Linked DNA regions of Homo sapiens: region 2 is linked to region 1. Evidence: chromatin loops called from intact Hi-C (ENCODE). Cell type or tissue: endothelial cell of umbilical vein. All regions are shown on one strand. Each heading gives the region's core, and the rest is flanking DNA. Links, peaks and the distances in the headings are about the cores only. Region 1 has its middle 120 kb from the start of PRSS1. Region 2 overlaps EPHB6 (EPH receptor B6).

What was found. Hi-C counts contacts between places; a loop is a spot of excess contacts. Peaks named below come from ENCODE experiments on the same cell type or tissue, not always from the same donor. Only the 100,000 strongest peaks of a DNase experiment are listed, where the experiment ranks them.
Region 2: it touches region 1 in a loop (13-fold over the local background); 10 of 110 quality-filtered maps call a loop at or near these places.

Annotation. Positions count from the first base shown.
Region 1 is chr7:142,625,737-142,642,095 of GRCh38, reverse strand. It overlaps TRB, TRBV20-1, the pseudogene TRBV21-1 and the pseudogene TRBV22-1. Among named protein-coding and RNA genes, the nearest start is that of PRSS1, 120 kb to the left of the region's middle. RefSeq lists an enhancer at 9,249-9,543. In endothelial cell of umbilical vein, for the core only: a CTCF peak has its summit at 9,407 (motif pointing left); a DNase peak (open chromatin) is centred at 9,375; H3K27me3 peaks cover 140 bases.
Region 2 is chr7:142,862,725-142,870,724 of GRCh38, reverse strand. It overlaps EPHB6 (EPH receptor B6), which reads right to left. Exons shown (of 20, transcript NM_004445.6): 4 at 7,892-7,969; 5 at 7,398-7,598; 6 at 7,030-7,094; 7 at 5,976-6,759; 8 at 5,095-5,250; 9 at 4,409-4,765; 10 at 4,120-4,244; 11 at 3,657-3,819; 12 at 3,003-3,117; 13 at 2,676-2,728; 14 at 2,365-2,484; 15 at 1,986-2,233; 16 at 1,578-1,751; 17 at 759-908; 2 more. The coding sequence starts at 7,497. Among named protein-coding and RNA genes, the nearest start is that of EPHB6, 12 kb to the right of the region's middle. RefSeq lists enhancers at 2,556-3,491, 3,766-4,299. In endothelial cell of umbilical vein, for the core only: CTCF peaks have their summits at 4,032 and 4,240 (motif pointing right); no DNase peak of the experiment used is centred there.

The sequences.
Region 1 (16,359 bases), core at 5,057-13,056:
CAGTTAGATCTCCTCTCTGAATATCCTTTTCAACCCTTGAGTAATAGATCAGTCTCAGATTTTGCTTTGGGTCCTGCCAGTACCAGTAGCAGTACATGTCATTGTGTCTCAAATTCCGTTTCCACTCCAGAGTCACATCCCATCCAGCCCCAGTGAGCTGGAATGGCATCTGATAGATGTCAGCATCCAAGGGTCCAAGAGACAAAGGCTGGAGATCATGCCTGGAAGGGAGGTGCTGGCCAGGGAAGGGCCTGGCAAGCCCAGAATAGGAATTGACCACCTGGATGTGTGCTGAGCTCACCTGCTCCCAGGAGACACAGGGTCACATAGCAGAGGACCCAGCTCCCCATGGCAGCGACAAAATCTCTCTGAAGTTACAGACACAGGCTCTAAGAGAGAGAGAGAGGCCAAGGGAAGGGGCTGAGATCTAGCCCCTCCCCGGGACTTAATATAAAGAATTTGTCATTGCTACGTGATGACTGATTTTCACAGCTGATTTTGCAGATGGTGAGACTAAGAATTAGAGCGATCAAGTCACATGCACCTCCTCTTCTGCTTATAGAAGCTTTTTATATCCCTTCTAAATGGACAAGTGCCTGCCTGCATGGTCAGAAGAGCCAATCCCTCACTTCCTGGTCAGAGTCATACACAGAGTGCCATGCACCTGTGCTCAACTCAACACAAGAAGGGGTTTGGAAGTTTAGTGGTTTTGTTTTTGTTTTTGTTTTTTAAAGAACCGATTCTCTACACCCTCTGTATTCACTATAAATAATTAATACAGTAGAGATGGGGTGGGGGCTACTCCTGCAATTTTAGGAATAGCAAAGTGTCTGAAGCGCCCCTTCCCTTGTGACAATGGATTAGAGCAGGGACTTGGGACACGGCATGGGCTTTAGTCCTGTCTCTGCCATTTCGCAGCTATGTAACCTTGGAAAAGTTACAGAGCATCTCTTCAATTTCACTTTATCTGTAAAATTGAGATAATAAGTAACTACCCAAAACCTGTGATGAACATTACATAAATAAAGCATTTAGAACAGTTCTTAGTACATAAGAAACACTAGATTTGCGTTTGCTCTTATTACTTTCTGGACCTGAAGTTCTAATTCACAGGAAGTTAGGAAGTCAATACTGTATCAAGTGAAATGAGACATTTATGGTCATAGGGTTGTACCAGCTGACTAAAGTCTCATTTTCCAACTGAGTAGAAATTTGTATGAGTGTAAATTCATTGTATAACATGGGTTCTTCCAAGTAGTTTTAGTAAATAAAAATAGGATCCTAGCTGATTTCTTAATGAATGCTTTTGTTTTGGTAGACAAATGTTGTTCTATTTCTGAGGTTATCTGCAATTAAAAGATGCTTTCATGATGAAACTTTTGGTTGCAAGCTGGTGGGGTTTAGAAGCTGTTGCTGTTCCCTCCTAGAAGAAAAACAAGGCAGAGAGAGAGAGAGAGAGAGAAAAGAAAGAGCAGGAGAGAGACAGAAAGAGAATATAAAGTAATTATTTAGAGTGAGAAGCATTAAGAGGTGCGGCAGTGTGGGTGAAACTCTGAGAAAGAATGCTTGCAACATAGTTGTTTCCAATGCGTAGGTCTAGGCTTCAGGTTGTCAATCATGCCTGCGTTGAGGATCTAATTCTGTGTCCAGGAGTTCTTCACATTGTACCAGGGACCTCTTTGTCAGACTGGTAAATCCTAAGGACCCCATCTCAGAATAACATTTTAAATGCATAAACTAGAATATAGAAAATTATTTTGAAATGCAGATATCAATTTTTTTAAATTCTCATATATTAATATAGGAACACCTTTAAATTTCATTAAATGAAATATAACCTGCTGAATCTGAAAACTGTCATGATTTCAACATAGTGATGAAAGTATATTTACTGCATTTAACGTGGTATGAAAATATCTGACTTTTATATCAACTGTCATCTATGCAACATATAAGCAAATGTCTGTGATTTCTGTCATTGACTTTGTCACTGATATTACTAAAACTACTATGGTTTACTCATTATATCATAGAAGGAAAGGTATATTTCAGTTGGAGGTTAGTTAAAATAAAGATCTATTTTCCCATTCAAATTTATTGATTCCCTGAATTTTATCTCTGCACTCCTTGGAGGTCCACGGATCCCAGGTTAAAAACTTCTGCCTTAGAAGAGAATATGCATTATGCTGGAATCCACAGACAGGAAATGTTTTTTAGAACGTTCATATAGCCTCGGAAGTACTTAGCCTATATGTGTAGTTTGCAGATTTGTCAAGGTGTCAAGGGAAACAATTTAAACTACTTCTTTAGACTGTTTACAGACTTCAATTATAACAGGTATTATATTATACTTACCATGATTGTGTTCTAGTCCTGGAAACATGGTACAAATTCTATCATCTATCTTTCTACATACTGTCTGCATTATCAATTATATTCATCATTATCCATATCATCATCATGATTATCATGTATATTTTATTCCTGAGGAGCATTATTGGAATAGAAAACTACAGGGACATAGTATGATAGTATATACTCTCTTGCATGAAAGAGTAAGGCTTTATGCTAAGAAACCATGTAATCAGAAATAGTATTCCTAAAATGGAATCACAAAATTATCTCCACACTATGTTTTAAAATAATCTCTACAGTACTATGTGTTACTAATTCTGAGACACCTCAGATCCCAATATTGGTAATATATGCACTATTCTTATTGATGGAATTTAGACAGTTCTACTGTATTTAAGATCCTCATTGTAGTCAGTGTTAAATAGTGTCCTATTTCCTAGATAAAGGAGTAAATAATGAAAAAGTTTATGTCATTAAACACTCTTCCTATATTGCAACAGATTCAACAGTATGTTCCCATTTCGTGCCTCCAATATGGTAATTCTCCATCTGAATACTTGGATCCATTTTTAAATTAGTGAATTGTATTTTTGGAGCAATTTTAAGTCCACAGCAAAGTTGAGCAGAAACTACAGAATCCCAAGTATTCCCTGCACTCACATGAACAACGTTCCCTACTACTGACACTCTGTGTTGTAGAACTATAGACCTGATGAAGGTGGCCTATGGGAGAAACAAGAATGGAATTCAGAGGCTCGACCAGCAGGGCTGCAACCCCTCATTCCAAATCATGTGCTTAACTGCAAAATATTCCCTTTAATTAATCTTAACGCATAGGTATGTTTTCATTAACAAAATGTATCTCTTCTTAAAGTACACCTTGCAGAAATTTCACAGCTTTTCCAATACATGTAAATAAGTATATTTTACCTGGAAACAGAGCAGCACTGACACTTGATTGGTTCACATGGTGAATGAGGCTGACGCTGTGAGCTCACATATGGTTGCTCCAAACCATATGCAATTTCTGGAGAAGGTATTTTTATGTAACATACTGAGGTAGAGATGTCAATTGAAAAATGTAAAGACGAAATTGAATTAGGCTGACGTGAAATCTTGGCAGAAAATATTTTTATTGAGTACATTTATAATCTTGTTAAAATAAAATTTAGGAAAATATATATAAGATCTGTATAATAAAAAATACAAAGCGATGCTGAGAGAAATTAACAAGACCTCAATAAAGAGATGTGAGGGACTTTCTGAGACGATGAAAATGTTTTGTATCTTGATTGTCATCATGGTTACATCATGGGTATAAAAATGTGTTAAAATTTGTTGAAGTGTACACTTAAAATGCGGGTGTGTTTTATTGCAGCAGTTGGATTTGTTTATTGCATACATATTCCATATATATCTTATGTCTCAATAGAGTTGCTTTAAAAATGTTCGTAATTGTTGGCCAGGCGTGGTGGCTCATGCCTGTAATCCCAGCACTCTGGGAGGCCGAGGCAGGCGGATTACGAGGTCAGGAGATCGAGACCATCCTGGCTAACACGGTGAAACACCGTCTCCACTAAAAGAAATACAAAAAATTAGCTGGGCGTGGTGGCGGGCGCCTGTAGTCCCAGCTACTCGGGAGGCTGAGGCAGGAGAATGGCGTGAACCCAGGAGGCGGAACTTGTAGTGAGCCGAGATCACGCCACTGCACTCCAGCCTGGATGACAGAGCGAGACTCCGTCTCAAAAAAAAATTAAAATAAATATAAATAAATAAATAAAAATAAAAATTTGTGATTGTAACATTCCATAGGGCAGGAATTGCTAATGGTTCCCACTAGGCTTCTATGGCAGGGAGAGCTGTGAGAAGCAGTCAAAAAGCCCTTTAGAGTCTGTCTCTAGTTCAAGGAAATGTGCTGGGTCAGAAGATCAGGGTCTACCTGAAAGACACAGTTGATCCGCTTGTCATTCTTATTTGTGCACCCACAACTTTACCAAGTGAAAAGCACAGAATCCCCTTCTTTAAATAAAGATTGTTAGAAATCCATAAAGCTCATGTAGAGAGAGAGAGAGGGTAACCTAGCATATCTTACCTAATATGCTGAACACTGAGGAATCCAAGCTTTTTATGCCTTCTGGCCCCTTCCCTGGGGTTTTGTCCCCATCAGTTGTTTTAAATAACCCCCCTTTGTTTTTTGCTCACTTAGAGCTGTTATTTACAAGTTTTTCCTTCTGATTTATTGTCTTTCAAGTTGGGTTTCTGTTACGTAGTGCCTACCAACCTGCTACACACTTATTTCCTGAGCTGGGTCCATAATGAGTTTGTGTTCTAAGAAGGGCTAACATTCGGCACTGTGGCTTTGCTGCTGGCACAGAAATACAGTGCTGTGTCCCCTGACTCCGTGGACTGGATCTCCAAGGTACAGGATGAGTTTTTGGAGCATTGGGCTAAAAATCGCTCATTGATTATTTCTGCTTTCTGAATAAGTTCTTCGTTCTGAAAGTAAACCAAAAACTTGAGCTCTTCTTCCAGCTTCTTACGATACCAGTAAACATAACTATGTGCTTTTATAGGAACACAATCCATCTTTGCTTTCTGTTCACTTGCTTTGGCCAGAAGTCTAGGTCTCTGGGTGACCTTGGTGTCCGTGGAGCCTGTGGAGGAAGGAGAGAGCAGCTGTAGAAAAAGCGCAGGAGGGAGCTTGATACTGCAGCCACCGGAGAGAGTCTTGGAACTGAAATTCAACCAGTTCAGAACAGGGCCTTACCTGGCTCCCCAGAAAGAAATGGCCACACAGCAGAGAAGTCTGAGGCACATGGTTGGCTCAGAAAGAAATCGTAGTGGTAGCTTTTTCTGTAAGGCTTCTTCACCCACTCTCCTAGCCCCCGTCAGCAACCTCCTTGTGACGTGATCACTTTCCATAGCCTTTGTAGATGCTCTGTACATGGGACAGAGTCATTTCAATTTCAAAGAATGTAGGAGGGCAGACTTTGTTTTAGCTGTTAAAAATAGTGTAAGTTTCAGCCTGCTTTTAGTTTTTTTTTTTTCTGTTACTCACTGTTTTGCTATTTTTTTTAAGTAAAATCACTCATACATTTATTTACTTAAAAAATTATTATACTTTAAGTTCTGGGGTACATGTGCAGAATGTGCACTTTTGTTACATAAGTATACACATGCCATGGTGGTTTGCTGCACCTATCAACCCATCATCTACATTAGGTATTTCTCCTAATGCTATCCCTCCCCTAGCCCTCCATCCCCCGACAGGCCCCATGTGTGATGTTCCCCTCCCTGTGTCCATGTGTTCTCATTGTTCAGCTCCCACTTATGAGGGAGAACATGCGGTGTTTGGTTTTCTGTTCTTGTGATAGATTGCTGAGAATGATGGTTTCCAACTTCATCTATGTCCCTGCAAAGGACATGAACTCATCCTTTTTTATGGCTGCATAATATTCCACGGAATATATGTGTCACATTTTCTTTATCCAGTCTATCATTGATGGGCATTTTGGTTGGTTCCAAGTCTTTGCTATTGTGAACAGTGGTGCAATAAACATGTATGTGCATGTCTCTTTATAGTAGAATGATTTATAATCCTTTGGGTATATACCCAGTAATGGGATTGCTGGGTCAAATGGTATTTCTGGTTCTAGATCCTTGAGAAATCTCCACACTGTCTTCCACAATGGTTGAACTAATTTACACTCTATTTACTTTTTTAACTTGTCAGTTTGCTTCTTCCCCTCCCTTCCATCTCAGGTAAGGAATCATACAACTCGGTCTTTACAAATAGTAGCTTTTGACACACTTATAAAATCACATAGCAGCTGCTTTACATTAAGTAAGTATTTATTTATTTATTTATTTATTTATTTATTTATTTATTTATTTATTTTTGAGACGGATCTTGCTCTGTCTCCCAGGCTGGAGTGCAGTGGCATGATCTCAGCCCACTGCAGCCTTTGTCTCCCGGGTTCAAGCAGTCTCCTGCCTCAGCCTCCTGAGTAGCTGGGATTACAGGCCCCCACCACCGCACCTGGCTAATTTTTGTATTTTTAGTAGAGACAGGCTTTCACCATGTCACTGGCTGGTCTTTAATTCCTGACCTCAAGTGATCTGCCCACCTCAGCCTCCCAAACTGTTGGGATTACAGGCATGAGCCACTGTGCCCGGCTACATTAAATAATGAAATGTTGAACTATACAGAACAATATTTATGACAAATATGCAATGCATATATAGAAGCAATAAAATGAATACCTTTGCCTGAACCAATCAGCTTAAGAGTTAGATTATTGCTGAAAATTTCTCAGTCCATGTTACTCTTTTAGATTTCCTCATTGTTTCTCCGTCATGCCCAGGTAGGTGTAATCTGAAGTTTAAATTTGTCATTCACTAGCTTGGCATTATAGTCTTTAGCATTTACACAAGAATCTGTAAATTATGTAGTATTTAATTTTGTGTGTCTTTGAAATGTATCTAAGAGGAATCAGCTAGTTTATATATTTTCTACAATGTTATTTTTTCATTCAACATTAGGTCTGTGATAATACGTTGACACACAATCTAGACAATTTACTTTCGCTGCCATCTAGTATTACATTATATTCATTGGCTAGAATTTATTCATTCTTGAATTAATGCACACTAATTTTTCCCTGGGTGTTTGTGCTGCTACAAACAGTATTGTATTCTCGAACATGTCTCTGCTTTTCTAGGTGCAAGATTGTTGCCATACCTGGCAATGTAAAGACTGAGTTTTCAAGTCAACATGTCAACTTTACATAACATAACAAAATGCTTTCCAAAGTGATTAAGCCAAATAAGTGATCCCACCAACAGCTCATGAGTGTGTTCAGATGTTCCACATCTAGGACTACACTTGCTATTTAATATACCTTTAATTTTGCCAGTCTAGTATGTTAATATTATCTCATGGTGCAATATAGTTTTTGTTTGCTTCTTTCTGGTTGCTAAGGAGGTTGAATATATTTGATATATTATAGGCCACCAGTGTTGCCTGTAAACTGCCCTTTGTCCATATTTCTTTTTGGTTGATTAGCTATTATTTATTTGTAACAGTTTTTTCTAGACTCTGGATACCCAACCTTTGTCAGCTATGTGTGTTGCTAATATCTTTCCAATTTGTGGTGTATGTCTTTATTCTGTTTGTGCTACTTTTTGTTGGGTTTCTTTAGTAGAATGCATTATTCTTTTATTTGGGGTAAACATGTTTTTTAATTCTTTGTTAAAAAAAATCTTCCATAGCCCAAGTTCATGAAGATATAATCCTTATTATTTACCAAAACTCCTAACATTTTGAATTTTGCATTTAAGCATTTAATTCACTTGTGATTTATTTTGACATATATTGTGAAGTAAGGTTTAAATTCATCTTTCCTTGTATGGATAACCACCTGTTCCAGAATAACTTGTATATTACATCATTCCTCCGTATATCTTCAATAACACCTCTATTATATATGAAATTCCTGTATATTCATGGGCCTATTTTTCATTTTCTGTTTTCCATTTGCCTATTTAATCACGCTTCTTTCATTATCCTAAATGATAACATAATTTGATAATTGGTAGAGCAATTCACATCACTTTTTGTACTTCTTAAATATTGCTTATTTTTGTTCTTTTTCACTTAGTTGTAGATTATTTGACAAATTTCATAAAGTAAATCTTTTGTAGTTTGATTACTGTGGTATTGAATATATAGATAATACTGCAGAAATTGAAACAACCTTACTATTGGATTCACTTTTTCATGATCATGTTGTATATCTTTACTTATTTCAAACTTTTTTTTTTTGAGACGGAGTTTCTTTCTGTCGCCCAGCCGCCTGGAGTGCAATGGTGCAATCTCAGCTCACTGCAACCTCCGCCTCCCGGGTTCCAGCAATTCTCCTGCCTTAGGCTTCTGAGTAGCTGGGATTACAGGCACCCACCACCATGTCCAGCTAATTTTTTGTGTTTTTAGCAGAGACAGGGTTTCACCATGTTGGCCAGGCTGGTCTTGAACTCCTGACCTCAGGTGATCCAGCCACCTCGGCCTCCCAAAGTGCTGGGATTACAGGTGTGAGCCACCGCGCCCGGCTTATTTCAAACTTTTAAAATAATTCCCTTAAATGTATTTATTTAGAGACAGAGGCTAGCTCTGTCGCCCAGGCTGGAGTGCAGTGGCATGATCTCGGTTCACTGCAAGCTCCGCCTTCTGGGTTCAAGCCATTCTCCTGCCTCAGCTTCCGGACTAGCTGGGACTACAGGCGTGCACCACCATGCCTGGCTAATTTTTTTGTACGTTTAGTAGAGATGGGTTTCACCCTATTGGCCAGGCTGGTCTTGAACTCCTGACCTCATGATCTGCCCGCCTCGGCCTCCCAAAGTGCTGAGATTACAAGCGTGAGCCACTGAGCGCGGCCCTGATTCCCCTAAAATTTTAATAGTTTTCTGCATGATAGTCTTGCTAATCTAATAGATTTGTTCTTAGGTGTTTATTTTCTATTTTATATCATTATTTGTAAATTGTCTCTCGTTAAAAAACATAACTGCTTGTAGTATGTGAAAATAAAATAATGTTTTATATTTATGTTAAATTCAGTAAACTTACTACATTTTGTTATTGATAATGCATTGCTTCTTTAGACCCTTTTGAATCTCTATAAATAAACTTGTCGTGCGCCAATACTTATTTTTCTTTCCTTTCTCATTTTCAACTTTTTCCCCTTGTTTCACTGGTTGCAAATTCAGCACAATGTTGAATAGAAATCACGGTATTATTCATTTATATATTTATCAACTGTGTAGAAATCACACAACTACAGGTGCCAGATATGGGTAAACGCTAAGGGTTATTACAAAATGTTAAGATTAGATCCTGCCATTTTAAAGACCAATTGGCCTCCCAGGATATCTGCAATTTTTTTGGTCAGTCAGTACCTAAACATCTCATCTGAAATATCCGGTGAAGCTGTGAGTCCCCACTTGATGAGCGGCAGATATTTTATAGAAAGATCCACATCACCCTCTAGTGGTCAAAGGAGCGAATTCATCCAATGCCCGCGGAGCTCTGCCTCGGCCTGCCTGAGTCGGGAGTGGCCCGCCCGGCAGCGAGGCAGCAAAAAGGCATTCCAGGTATCAGAGCGAAATTAAGAAAAAAGCAGCACTTGATGTGCTACCTGCCACATACTCCACAGCATTGTTACTAGCAATTACTTACACAATTATTCAGCCATTAGTCTAATGCCGATGGTGGTTTATCAGTGCATTTTGCCTCCCTCAACCTTTTATAGTCCCCCAAGGCAGGTGTGCTCCCTAAACCGCTATCCTATGCTCTCTGATCTTTTCATTGTAAACTGTATATCAAGGGATTGGAGGCACTTTCATTCTTCCAGTGATGCTAAATGTCCCAAAGGTGTGCTTCTTATCCAGATCCATTTTCTGAGTCCATGACTTGTACATCCAACTGCTCTCTGCATATTCCTGGTTAGATTACTGTCCCTAAGGCACTCCCAATCTCAAAGTAAATCTTGATCTTCTTCCCACTTGGTCCTTCTTATTTGTCTGTGTGTAGCAGTCTCTCTTAATCACCACCCACCACCCCCTGCATATTGCTGCTCATGTCTAATCAATTGCCAAGTCCTTTGATTTACTTCCTTTTAAATGTCTCATTTTCCCCATATTTCTAACACCATCATCATTATCTGAGCTAAACTACTGCTTGCCTGAGCTAAGTTTTTCCTCCGCATCAACTCTGTTCACACTGCTGGAGGGTGGCAGCATAAGCCTCCCAACCCTCTGCCCAAAATATGCCACTTTGGCATAAGGAATATTTTGAGCTAGAGGCATTAAAGACAATAGCAAGTATAAGAGGAGTACTCTGACCCTTCCCCTTTTCTTCTTGAAAAATGGAATAAGCTTCCCATATAAAAGATGTCTTATCTATACCAGGAAAAAAGAATATTCTTAACATCCAAGATAGAATGGGATGATGTTGAGGCCAAGGAATCTGTAACAAAAAAAGCTTGTTAAACTAATCCTCACCTTCCTAGTCACTTTGCCATTCAACCAGCAACCCTAGCCTAAGCCCCTTTACTTTTTCACCTTTCCACAATGTATGACCCTTTGCCCAATTCAATATATGAATGTTCAACTCTAACTGCACATTCAGTTCTTCCTTTAATTATGGGGGCTTTCATGTGATGTAAAACTTGTATTAAATACATGTGTATGCTTTCCTTCCTGTTAATCTTCCATTCTCAGGACCAGCCGAAAAACTGCAAGAGGGTAGAGGTAACATTTTGCCTTCCCTGCATGGTCCATTATTTCTTCACTTTGTGACCAGGGTGATTAAATACACAGATACACACACAGCCACGAATCTGATTACTAAAGAAGTCAAATGTTGAAAACCTCAGTGTCTCCTATTAAGCTTTATGTTGGATTCTGTATCATTTACCTTGACCAGTAAGGTTCTGAGTGGTCTGGTGCCTTCCTGCCTTCTTCAATTTTGCCCTGTACTCAACCACCTCCTCCCCCTGCTCCTGTCACTCTGCTGACTTCTTTCCTGTCATTAAACACACTAATTTCTTTCCTGATTAAAACATTTTGCACTGGTTCTTTAATCTTTCTTAAATGCCCTTGAATTCATTATCCCTCGTCCCACTTAATTAACTCTAGCTCATCTTGATGTAAGGTATTTAGGAATAATATTTAAAATTTCTTCCTATACCTTTTATTAAAAGGAGGATAACAATTAAATATGCAATATCAGGGGCTTCAGACTCTCCAGGGAGTATTTCATCAATAATTACTTTCAAGAAATTAGACATAGTTCATTTTTTAGGATAAAAGAGTCTTAACTGGTTTTCAAAAATGGCACCAGATAGGAGATTACAGATAAAAGACACTCACATATTTATGGGTAGTTAAAATTGACTACTGGTCAGTTAATAGGAGTCACACTGCTTTCCACATTCCAGAATGGAAAAACAGCAGCAGAGGTATGAAGTTGAGAAGTAGCTTATCAAATATTCATCTTTGGACACCTGAGATGGTGCATGTACTATAGCAAATGGGTTGAGACTCTGGGAAACCAGTTCGAGAGATTATTTTTGACATTAAGAATGGGGATATCCAAGGATATAGAGGAATTAGACGACCCTAGCTCCCTTGAAACCTCTGAAATTCTTCCCATGGCTTCTCCATTACTGGGAAAAACAGTGCCTCCGTGTGTGTGTGTGTGTGTGTGTGTATGTGTGTGTGTGTGTGTGTGTTGGGGAGGAGGATGTAAGAGTCTGTCTCTTACCTCACCCATCACTGCCTCTGAAAGGTGAACTTGATTTTAAATACAACAAAGCACAGAGAGTAGAATATAAAATCAGAACAAAAAGTTCAACACTTCAAAAAGAATTGCTAATCAAAAATTTATGTCATTCAAAATTTACAGGAAATGTGATAGGATTTTATTTTGTTGGTACTTGTCCAAGGAAGACAGAACACAAATATGGACTGAATGCTGTTCAATGCTGTTGTCTCGTTTCCTAAGGTAATATAGGTAGGCAGTAGGCTGTGTCCTTGACAGTCAGCTGGTTTGGGAATGTCAGGTCTGAACCCAGCAGCGTTCCATGCTAAATGTCACCGAAACACTACACTCCTCAGCTTAACGTAGACGGAAATAGTGACTGCGTGAAATAGGAATGTAACCACTGTCTCCCTGTTTCATGCCAGAGCCTTAAAAGCTCTTGTCTTTTCCATGCCGTTAGTGAAGCAGTGGAATATTTTATAAGTATTTTACTAGCTCTGTTCTCCAGGCTGAAAACGCTAACAGAGTAAAAGGCTACAACTAAAGTGGGTCCTGAGATCAGTGGCAATGGCACAGTCTGAGGTGACTGAACCCAGGTGGGGTATTTAACCACCAGCAACACACGGTCATAGCGGAGACGAAAAGCAGCAGCGTGTTCACTGCAGAATTGGCTCCCATCTTGTTCCAGTCAGTTCCACCTTGGTCAGGGGCCAGGTGTCATCTCCACGCTTTCACGTTCACCCTTATTGTCTAAACCCCTGTTCTGTGTTGCAAAGGGTTGACAAGGGTCCAGGTCTGTTGGGTGGTAGGTTGTCCGCTGTGATTAATTCAGCAGCCGATATCTATATGAGGATGGTAGCAGTTAAGCCACTGCTATTTCACTCCTGGTTTTGACTATAAAATGCCCTTGATCCTTTTCTTGTAAGAACTCTAATCTATTCATTTATTTGTTTTCTCTTCTTTTTGATGCTATATGCATTCAATTTTATTTATCTTAACCTGTGGTTCATAACACACAGGCATTGCTTGTCAATGAATATTTTTAAAAAACATAATAGGAACTTGTAAAACTTCTCCTCCTCAACATTATGCAAGATAGACCTTGATAATATTTCAATGTATAGCCATATAGTTCTCTCTCATTCTATTTCCTGCCATGCCCCAGCCTTATAAAAATCCTGAACTTGGGTCATTATTATTCCCTGCCAGTAGTGTGTTGGTAAAGGGTAAAGGGTTGACAGCTAAGTCTGGAGGAAAATAAAGCAAACCGTAATTTGCTGTGTTTGCTAATTTCTGTAGTGTAAATACCCTCACTATGGCCAATTTCAAGCTAACAAAATGATGTCACTAAAACTGGAGTTGGGAAAAATGTATACAGTCAGCTCCCATGAGCTGATAAAGTAGGCTCCAGCATACAACTCATCTTTGCTTTCCTTTCAATATAATTTGTTCTAATATATTTTAGTCCTGAAAATTATTTTCTTGACTTGTTTTTAGCTTTATGAAAAGCACATTATGCTTTGCATAATCTCATTAGACTTAGTTTTTACATTTGCTATTATATTGCTAAGATTCACCTATAACCTTGCTCTTCACTATAGTTCATTCATTTTGACTCATATGAATATGTCACAGTTTATTCATTCACTCTTCTCAGTGCATATGTGGCTTGGTGCCATGTTTTTCTACTGTTTGGTGCTGTGAAGAACACTTTTTTATTTATGTCTTCTGATATGTGTATGCAAGAGCTTCTCCTGATGTAAACCTAGGAGTGGAATTGCTGAGTTATGGGATATAGGAATCTTCAACTACGAGATAATGCTGAACTGTTTCCAAATGGTTGATAGTACTTATGCTCCCATCAGTAATTTATAAGTAATCCTATGAATCCATACCCTCGCTAACATTTTATATTTCTAAACTTTTTATATTTTGCTAATCAAGTGGATATAAAACTATGTATCATTGTGTCTTGCTTCATATTATCCTGATCATCAATGAAGTGAAATATCTCTATATGTTTATTAGTCATATATGTTTATTCTATTAAATGTATGGTCATATGTTTTGCTCATTTTCTGTTGGTTCATACAGATTTGTGGTCAATGTAAATGTTTGGTTTCTCCTAGGAAAGGATTTTCACTGTTCCACTTACTGTCTTCTAACTACTGGCAGAACTTTCCAACTCTGTAGACAAGCCATGTTGTCTGAGGTCTTCCTTCTAGGTACCTCTGCCCCCTCTTCCCCTTGACACCTTTCCCAGGAGCCAGCTCACCAGCACCTTCCCTAGCGATACATTCCGTATGGTGTGTACCTAGGCATAGAGGGTGCTCCCCTCCCTTTGTACCGAGTCTTACTCTGTTCATTCATCAACCGAAACACCATGGAGAACATGATGGCGTTCAACATTTACAGGAAATGTGATAGGATTTTATTTTGGTGGCCTGGTCTAAGGAGGACAGAACACAAATTTGGAGTGAATGCTATTCAATGCTGTTGCTATCCTCCCCTAAGGTAACGTATTCATGCATAACTCTCTACTTGGCTGCCTCTTGGTTATCTTTGTCTTGAGAGCCCAGCATGATGACAAGAAAGCCAATCGCTGAAGTTTATTATAGGAAATACACAGTGATTATACAACTGTCTTCATATCTACCTCTAGGATTATGTGTAGATCTATTCAAGAATACATGACTAATGTGGCAGAGTCAGGGCAAAATTCCAGGTTTTATAATTTTCAGGGAACTTTCCATGTCCGCCGACCACTTTAGGCCCAACTCTATTGCCATTTCGTGGGTCTCAAACACTACACCTCCTCCATACTCCACACTCACAGTGCTTCTTTTCTTTTTCTCCCCCTCCCCCCCGCCCCACCCCCTGCACACACACTCCCAGATGTCTCAGTCAGGAAAGCTGTGGTTTTCCATTCTCCACGCTTCCCCTCTCAGCACTCAGGGGGCCCGCTGGGGCGGAGGGCAGCTGCAGGGGTTCTTGCCGCGGTGTCTGATCCCCTCCTGGCGCTGTGTCTCTAGCACTGCAGATGTAGAAGCTGCTGTCTTCAGGATGGGCACTGGTCACTGTCAGAGTGGACAAGGTCAGGCTTGCATGGTTGATGAGAAACTTGTCCTTCTCGACGCCTTGCTCGTATGTGGCCTTGGAGCCCTCATTGGAAGTTGCCATCAGCATGAGACTCTGTTTCGGGAACTGACGATACCAAAACATAGTTGTGGCCTGAAAGTCCAGGGAACGGCACTCGATCTTCACAGAGGTTCCACTCTTACAGATAACCCTGCTCGGATGTTGAGAGACGACAGCACCAAGCCCGGAGCCTGCTGAGACAGAAGCCAGAGAGAGAGGAGAGCCCAGTGGGAGCCGAGTCAGACAGGACGCCAGGCAGAGCTGAGCCTCACTCCCTCCCTGTGCTCCCAGCTCCTGGAGAGTCCTGTTTGTTTTGTGCAATCTTCCCGTCATCTCCCTAGGGCCATAATCCCCCATCTCCTCTGACCGGCGGCTTTCACCTTACCATTTACACCTCTAGAGAGCAGGGCCTCTCCCTCTCCCTTCGATGAGCATAAACAATCCACATTGCAACCCTGCTGGCCACCACTTGACCATGCCAACACACGCACATGCCCACCCAAGCTCCCAGGTAGAAGGAGGCTTATACCTGGCCCCAGAAGCAGCAGAAGCAGCAGCATCTTCCGTGATGGCCTCACACCACCTTCTCTGGGGAGAGTTGTGACCACTGCCTCCATTCACCAGCGAGGAGGGATGACTGATCACAGAATCCCAAGGATGCCCTAGTCTGCCCCCTGGTGGTAATCTTTGCCCATGACTGATGTTACGTCCATCTCTGCCTGTCAAAAAACCATACAGGTCGGGTGAGGTGGCTCACGCCTGTAATTCCAGAACTTTGGGAGTCCGAGGCGGGTGGATCACAAGGTTAGGAGTTCAAGACCAATCTGGCCAACATGGTGAAAACCCATCTCTACTAAAAACACAAAAATTAGCCAGGCGTGGTGGTGGACACCTGTAATCCCAGCTACTCAGGAGGCTGAGGGAGAGAATTGCTTGAACCCAGGAGGCGGAGGTTGCAATGAGCTGAAATCATGCCACTGCACTCCAGCCTGGGTGACAGAGTGAGACCCCATATCAAAAGAAAACAAAAAACCCATACATTGCCTAAAGTGGCCTAAAGACTTCCCAATTCAACTTCCAAATTTATTAAAGATACACTGAGACATAAAGCATTGTAATGACTTAAGTGAGTTTCCTATAAGGAAAGGAGTGTAGGTTTAGGTAATGAATGGCATTGGAGTCTGTTTGCTGCTTCTGTTTCATATCCTCAAAGTAATAACACCAAGACAACTCATGGTTGTTAATCACTAGACCCACAGGTTGGCACTACCATAAATATTGATAAAGCACAGGCCAGTGCCTCGGCTGGAAGTCCAATGTTTCTTCATAATCATGTTGAAGCCACTTCATCATTTTCTAAATGAGATAGTTACCTCATGTGTATCTCATGACAATTTCCCTCATATATAAAGGGACTTAATTCTAAACATTCTAATAATATTTCTCAATTTAGCTTGTATGTTTCCGTGTTAATCACTGTTGAGGTTGTGAGAATAATTAAATTTATTCTATTGTAATGGAGGTCATACTAAGTACTGGACAGTGAAAAT
Region 2 (8,000 bases), core at 1-8,000, 230 kb before region 1:
CCTGGAGCATTCGCCCCCACCCCACCACTCCCTGCTTACTCTAGGCTGAGCTGAGCCACATCACTGAAGGTACAGAGGCCAAACTTGGAGAAGTTGTCCTGGTAGCACTCCAGTCCAATGGCTGAAAGCCAGGCCTGGGGTGAGTCCAGACAAGGAAAGTCCAGGGCCACAGGGGTCAGAAGGGCCTGGGAAGGCCTAAGAGGGGAGGGGCAAGCAGGGTCAAGGTCTCCTCTTCATCTTAGCCCCTCTCCTCAGTTTTCTTTAGGTTTGCATCTACCCTCCCTGGCTTTCCCAGGCTCTAGCCCCAAGCTCCAGACCTTTCCCCTGGGTCCCCGCCAGCCTGCAGGGTATCTGGCTTGCGGATCATCTTGTCAAATGCAGCCACCAGCTGGTCAAAATGAGGCCGCCGGGCACGGTCCTTCTGCCAAGTGTCCAACATAAGTAGATGTAATCCAGGAGGACAGCCTGGAGGCGGGGGCAGCCGGAACTCCTGCTCTATTGCATTTAGTACCTGGGGGTCAGAGGAAGACTATGACGATGGGAAGTTTTGTTAGTAGAGGGGAGTACTTTGTTGGGTAAGAGGGTGGGCTGGAATCTGGTGGAGCATGAGGTTGGAGTGGAGAAGGAACTCAAAGATATGGCAATCCAACAGCCATGAGATCTTAGAATACAAACGGAGTAGAGAATGGAGGTCCTAGAATGTTCCAACCTGGGAGGGATCGGGGTGGGAAATCAGCAGTGTCTAGGTCAGTGCTCACCTCCTGCTCACTCATGTCCCAGTAAGGCCGTTCTCCATAACTCATCACTTCCCACATGAGTATCCCAAAGCTCCAGACATCACTGGATGTTGTATGCTTTCCATGTGCAATGACCTCTGGGGCTGCCCAGCGAAGCAAACAACTTGGGCCCTGAGGGGTAAAGTCAAAAGCAAATAGTAATAATCATAGTAATAGTCACGTTTATTGAGCAACTACTATGTGCTCAGATATGCCAAGGGTTTTACATCAAGCATCTCATTTAATCCTCATAACAACCCTCTAAGGTGGATGATATCATCTCCATTTCACAGAAGCAGAAGCAATAGTCACGTTTATGGAGCAACTACTATGTGCTCAGATATGTTAAGGGTTTTACATCAAGCATCTCATTTAATCCTCATAACAACCCTCCAAGGTGGATGATATTATCTCCATTTCACAGAAGCAGAAGGTGAAGCTTAGAGAAAGTGAACTTGTCCAAGGTCACAGAGCTGGAGAGCAGAGTGTTAAGAATTTGTACCCAGCTGTGCTGACTCTGGAGTCTGTGTAATCTCCACAATGGGGGAAGGGCAGGAGGTAGTTCTAGATTGTTGCAGGTCTCCTCCCCTCCCTCATCCCCTTTGTCTCGGTCCCTGAAATCCCTCAAACCCCGTCGCCTAGGCTTTCATCTCCCCATCACACAGGAGAGCCTCCCTCCTTTCAGGGACTATGACACCCCGGCTGAGGTACCTACCCCAGATTCCAGCTCACCCCCGACCCCAGCACCTGCTGGGGCATGCCACAAGGCCCCAGGCTGTGTCCCCAAGGCTGTGCTCTCACCTGAGGACTGTGGCCAAGACGGGCCACCTTGCACACCAAGTGGCTATTCACCAGCACGCTGTGGGCAGACAGCGAGCGATGGACGAAGGCAAAGCTGGACAGGTACTGCATGGCAGCAGCCACTCCCCGCTGCATGGCCACCAGCTGCAGGCTGCTGAACTGGCCCTCCCGCTGCTGAGGGGAAGGGGCAGGGGGCAGAGGTCAGTGATCGGAGACAGGGGGAGACCTCAACATACTGCATAGCAGACAACAGCATGAGAGCGGGAGGGTGTCGAATCAGAAAATGGCTGGGAAGGAAGGACGGAGACCATGGAAGGTGGGGTGGTAAGAAGCAAAGATACAGGACCTCGTCTCCTGGAAGCTTTCCTGGACCCAAGGACCCTCCTCCTTCACCCAGGCTGGACTGACCCTGAGGAAGCTGTCCAGGGGGCCAAGCTCCATGAACTCCGTCAGCACCATGAGGGGTCGGCTCTTGGTGACCACGCCCTCCAGCCGCAGGATGTTGGGGTGCTGGAACTGACCCAGCACTGCGGCCCGGCCCAGGAAGGTCATCTGCAGGCTTTCGGCGCCCCCGGCCCACAGGGCCTGGATGGCCACAGTCTGCTCCCTCCGTCCCCGTGGCTGCAGGCGGCCCTGGCGCACTTCTCCAAAAGAGCCTGGGAAAATAGGTGTAGGTTGGGGTGGGGATCAAGGCTCACAGCGTCCTGCTGTGTTTGGATGGGACTCTGGCCAGCGGAGGCCACAAGGGAGCCCCGTCGCTCTGATCCCTGCTTTGGCCCTGCTGTACCTGTCCCAATGACCTCCTCAATCTTGATATAAGCAGGATCGACTTCCCGGGCAAGTTCTCGGATGGCCTGACAGGGGTCCTCGTAGGTGGAGGGGTCGATGTAATACTTCACCCCGAGTCCTGGAGGGGTGTGGAGTATGTTATGAGCGTGTTGTGAAAGGCAGGGCTGCCCGCGCACCCCAGACATGCCCACTTACCTCCAGAAGGTTGTGCCAAGGAGCTCCCCCAATCTTGGGGGGATCCAGCCTTGCCTGCCATGTGCCCCACCCATGTGTTCCCCAGCCCCACCCATTTCCTCTCCTCATCCCCACCTGGGCTGCTGTATTGCTGCAGCTGCTCTGTGTAGCCAGTCCCACGCCGCTTCCTGAGGAACAAAACGGTGACTGGGGATGACGCTCCCATTTCCACCCCCTTGCTGCCCCCTTGTCACCCTCCAGACTGCTCTTTAGTCGGTCTGTGGAGGGGGGACGACAGCCTGGCCCTCCTGCCCATCTCCACGTGGGGCCCAGGGCAGGGGCTGGCTGACGGGAGGAGCACCAGTGTGAGGTTTCTGCAGGGGGCTCCAGACTTGGCAGGACTTGAGGTTTGGCTGTGGAGTTAATGGTGCTGGGCAGAGTTGGGCAGGGGTGGGGACTCACCGCTGGAAGACGACCGCCAGCACGGTGATGGCTGCCAGCAGGAGGAAGGCCAAAGCCCCCAGGATGGAGCCGATCACCAAGGAGAGTCTTTCTGGAAGCTGGGAAGACAGCTCCCCTGGGGGACCAGCCGACAGGGTCACAGGTGGGCCAGGTCTCTCACAGGTGCTTGTTCATGTGCCCAGGCACCCACACACACCACAGGCACACACAACATGCACGCGCATGCCCCAAACCTCCCACATCCATGCACAGGGACACACAACACACACACACGCCCACAGCCCTCCCACATCCACACACAGGGACACACAACACACACACACATCCCCACAGCCCTCCACATCCACACACAGGGACACACAACACACACACACGCCCACAGCCCTCCCACATCCACACCCAGGGACACACAACACACACACACATCCCCACAGCCCTCCTATATCCACACTCAACATGCATACATACCCCTACAATTCCCCACCTCCCCGAGTAGCCCCTAGGTCAGCTGCTGAGCAAAAGGCACTCTCCTTTCCCACAGAACTTCTGGTTGGGAAGCACGGGGCCAGGGTTCAAGGCCGGACAGTCCCTGGGCCTCTCCTCACTACCCACTTGGGCCTTCACCTGCCCATCTGGCCCTTGACCCCCGCTCACCTTGAGGAAGTGTCTGGAAATAGACTTTGCCCCCGTAGGGGCCGTGGCCGGCAGCAGTCCGGGCCCGCACCTGGAAACCATAGATGTGGCCAGGGCTCAGCTGTGTCACGGTGGCAGTGTTGGTCTCGCTGGTCAGGGTGAAGGAGTGGGATTCGTCTTCTGCCTGGGGGTAACAGCCACTCACTCCCTGCCTGGCCCCCTCTTGCCCCTGCTTCTGCCCCTAAGGCCCCCAGCCACCCTCCCTGGTTGACAGGGCTCTCAGACACATGCCCAGTGCTGCACACTTCTGGGCACCTCTCCTTGCCCATTCAGCCTCTGGCCCCTACTGTGGGGACTGTGAGCTCCTGCCAGCCCTGTTGCGGACCCCTCATTCCTCCTGTGCACCTGGTCACCTCTGGGCCCCACTGTGAGGCCTATGAGCTCCTACCAGCCCTACTGCGGAACCCCCACTCCTCCTGCGCACCTGGTCATAGTAGCGGAGCTGATAGTCCAGGATGTTCCCATTGGTCTGGTCGGGCTGCGGCCAGGACACCGTGATGCTGTTGGATGCCCGGCTCACCTGGTGCACCACAGGGACAGCAGAGGGCACTAGAGTGCAAAAGGAAAATTATTATGGGGATAGGAGTCCCTGGGAGCAGGATCAGCCTTGAGGGGAGGGCGGCAGGGGTGGACCAGGCTGGAGATCAGGAGTAGGGAAGGGGGCTCAAAGGAGCGGAGGCAGGGGATCCTGAAGGCCAAGGAAAAGAGCTCACCTTCATGGCTGGTGCTGACATTGATGGCTGCAGCCTGAGGAGGGTCAGGGCTGAGCTCAGACACCCCATTAACAGCCTGCACCTCTAAGATGTAGGGTACGTGTGCCCGGAGTCCCCCCACTAACACTCGGCTCTCAGTCAGGCCTCTCTGGCGAGGGTCGAAGTGGACCTCATCCCTGCAGCGGTGACAAGTGCCCCCACCACCGCTGGCAGGTTCCTGGCGGCCTTCACACTCCTTGCACACGACATTGAAGAGCAGGTCCCCTCGACCCCCCAGCTCCCGAGGCAGGCGCCAGTGTAGCATGAGTGCTGAGCCTTGCACCTCAAACCAAAGCTCCTGGGGAGCCGATGGAGGACCTGGGGGGCCGGAGGATATGGCAGTCCAAGGGCCAAGAGGGCAGCAGTGGGGGTGATTGAGGAAGGAAGGAGCCAGGGGAGGGTGGGTGGCCGAGAGGGAAGGAGACAGAAGAGCGTGGGGTGGGGGTAGCCCAGAGAGGCAGGATGTGGGCCCAGGGAAGGATGGGTCAGGGAGAGAAGGGGGTGGGGACAGGGAGGGGAGGAAGCCAAGAAAATAGGGGAAAAACAAGTCACTCCAAATGCAAAGAGCCCCCAGTGTTGCCTGCTACCCCCACTTCTGGCCCCTCTCCAAGTCTCTTTCCCATTGCAGGGCTGGGTGAGGAACTCACCAGTGCAGGGGGCCTCTGGTGGGTCGGAACTGGCCCGGTAGAAGCCCTCCAGGCAGGGGCAAACGGGGGCTGCTGGGTTGGGAGCGTGACTGCGGGCAGGGCATGGTGAGCAGGGAGCATTCCCAGCAGAAGCCTTATAGAGCCCCCGTGGGCAGGCTGAGGAGGCAGAGGAGAGTGGGGGCGTCACACTCGCTCTGTCCACCCACCCTGAGCTCCCAACACACAGCAGGCAGGTATCCTCGCAGCCTTCTCTTCCCCAGAGCTGGTTCTCCTTTTCTTCCAAGACTGAACCCCACCCTCTCTTCCCTCAGGCAGAGATTTCTTCTGCCAATTGCTGGGACAGAATTGCATTTCCATGGATGGAGAAAGTGAGGTGCAGTGGGGGTTACAGACAGGCCCAGTGCCAGATGTGGGTGTTCCCAGCTTATTGCATAAGCTCCCTCTGCGGAGGCCTGCTGCTGCAGTCATTCTCCCTAGCTGCCATCCACTGCCTTCCTCTACCTGCGTCCCTGTCACCTGGCCCAGCGAGGCAGGGACCCTCCCAACAGAAGGGCGAATGGGAACCAAAGGACTCTATTCCATAGTAACCCTGGAGCTGGAGCTAAACTCCTTTTGGTCTCCATCGCTTCTCAGGCCTGAAGACTTAGGAGAAGGCAATTGCTGTGAAAGGCTCCAGAAGATTCCAGAAATTTCAGATGAGTGGGTGATAGTAAGTTTGAGTGCTTTAAGAAATAAAATTAGGGAAAATCAGGGTCCTTTCCTAAGATGGCTTATTCCTGACCTTTTGCAGATAAAATGAATTTTGGGGTGTTCAGAGAGGAGCCCAAAGGCTGGGGGTGGGTGGGAGGTGTCGGGCAAGTGCAAGACGAGTGGGCTCTCACCTTGGCAGGCCTTGTCTCCTCGTGCTGGTTGGTATCCAGGCTGGCAGCGGCAGCCCCCGACAGCTACCATCCACTTGCCCTCCCCGTTGCAGTGCAGCCTGGGGGGGCTGCCTCCTGCCTGGCCCCCTACTCCATCCTCCTCTGGCTCTGCATGAGCCACACAGGTGCCCACAGCTGCCACCAGGGAGGCCCCCCCAGCCCCACTGGCCTGCGTCTCTGGAAAGGAAGCAAAGGATCGGAGCACGGCAGGGCAGGTGTAGGAGAAGAGCCTGACAGCGACCAGGGCCAGGCAGGCCCCCGTGTCCTGGAAGGCCACGTAGAAGCCGCGTTGGGTGAGAGGCCCAAAGCTCCGCTCTTTGACGTTCAGTTGCAGTCCAGCCCGCTGCCCAGCCCCGTGGGGTCCCACAGCCCACGCTGCAGAGGAAGAAGAGGAGGAGGAGGAGGAGGAGGAGGAGGGAAAGCTCTCGTCTGCTGCAATTGTGTCCACCTTGGTCCAGCGTTTGAGGTGCCAGGAGGAAACGCTGTCAGGGCTGTCGGGCTCCTCAGCCTGACGGTAGTAAAGGGTGAAGGTCTCCCGGCAGGTGCCGCCGCTCACACCCAGGCTGGAGCATGCCCGCACAGAGAAGTGGAGTCGAATGTGCGCCCTCTGGGCCCCGCGCCGCTCCACAAAGTGTGTCTGCAACCAATTGTCCTGCCCGGTGCCTGGAGGGGCCCCTGCCACATGACATGCCTCAAAGGTCCGAGTCAGGCGTCGCTGGTCGTCCAGAACACTCACCTCGTCCCACTGCAGGAAGGGCCAGGAGAAGCTTTAGGGGCTCCGGGCTTAAGCACGGCGAGGTAGAGGTTATAGGGAAGGGGACATATCTCTTCCACTGAGACTTAAAATTAATGACAAGCAAAGCAGATAGAGGATACCTTGAAATCTTGGTGCTCTAGAGGGAGGGATCCTTTTCCCATAATCCTCACCCAGGGTTTCCTTCATGAATTCCACTCTCCAGGGAACAGGGAGGGGCAGGGCCAAGGGATTCAGGTTCAGAATTAGAGTGGCACTCACCCCCCCTGGTGGGTAGGTGAGCCAGCCAATCTCAGATGTCTCTCCGGTGGTGTCCAGCAATACCTCTGCCCAGAAATAAGAGGGGCACACAGTGGCCAAGCCTCCAGCCAGCACTGCCAGCCCCTACTCTATTCCCACCGCGAACAAAAGAATGCCCCACCCGGGCCCATGTCTTTGCCAGCAGGAGCACAGCTGTCCATCAGGGTCCTTTCTCTGACAAATCTGATGTGGGTCTTCATTATCCTCACCATGCCTTTCCCTTTATTGATGTCTTCACTCTTATCTACCTTTTCTAAATCTTTCCCACTTCCCCCTTTCACTGGGTCTCTATGGCAGGTCTGGGTTCTCCTGTCTCCCCTCCCTCTTACCTTCCAGAGCCAGAACTGAAGACACCAGGAGCAGCACCCATAGGCTACACACCATGCCCGCCACTCTGTTCCCTAACTGGGCAGCCCCTTCAGTAGCCATGGGACATCTTCAGGGCGTCCACCATCGCCCCAGCCACCACCCTGCTCCTGGGTGGGGCTGCAGCTTTTGCAAGACTCAGGGTGTACAGCTAAGCTTGCTTCCTGAGGAGACACACAAGACCAGAAGAGGCAGGTGGGAAGAAAGTGTTTCTTCATATACAGCCCAAGCTCCAAAAGCTGACCCCGTGTCTGTGTCTCCTCCTACAGCTCTCCAATCGCCCCAGCACCCACCATGGGACAGAAGCCAGGTTGCATACTGCCTCTCCTGAGCCGGTGCACATTTGACCATCTTGGAGTGTTCGTGCCTACTCCCTGTGTGACCCTGTCTCTGTGTTCATTTCTCACAGCTCTCCTTCCTAGAAGTGGGGCAGAGGGTGTTTCTGGGTCAATCTTACCCTTTTTTTTTTTTTCTGCAAGGGGTTATTCCAGTTCTTTCTCTTCATTTACTCTCCTCCCTTCCTCCAACAGCCACCCTGTATTGGAAGTTAGAAGATTTTCATTAAA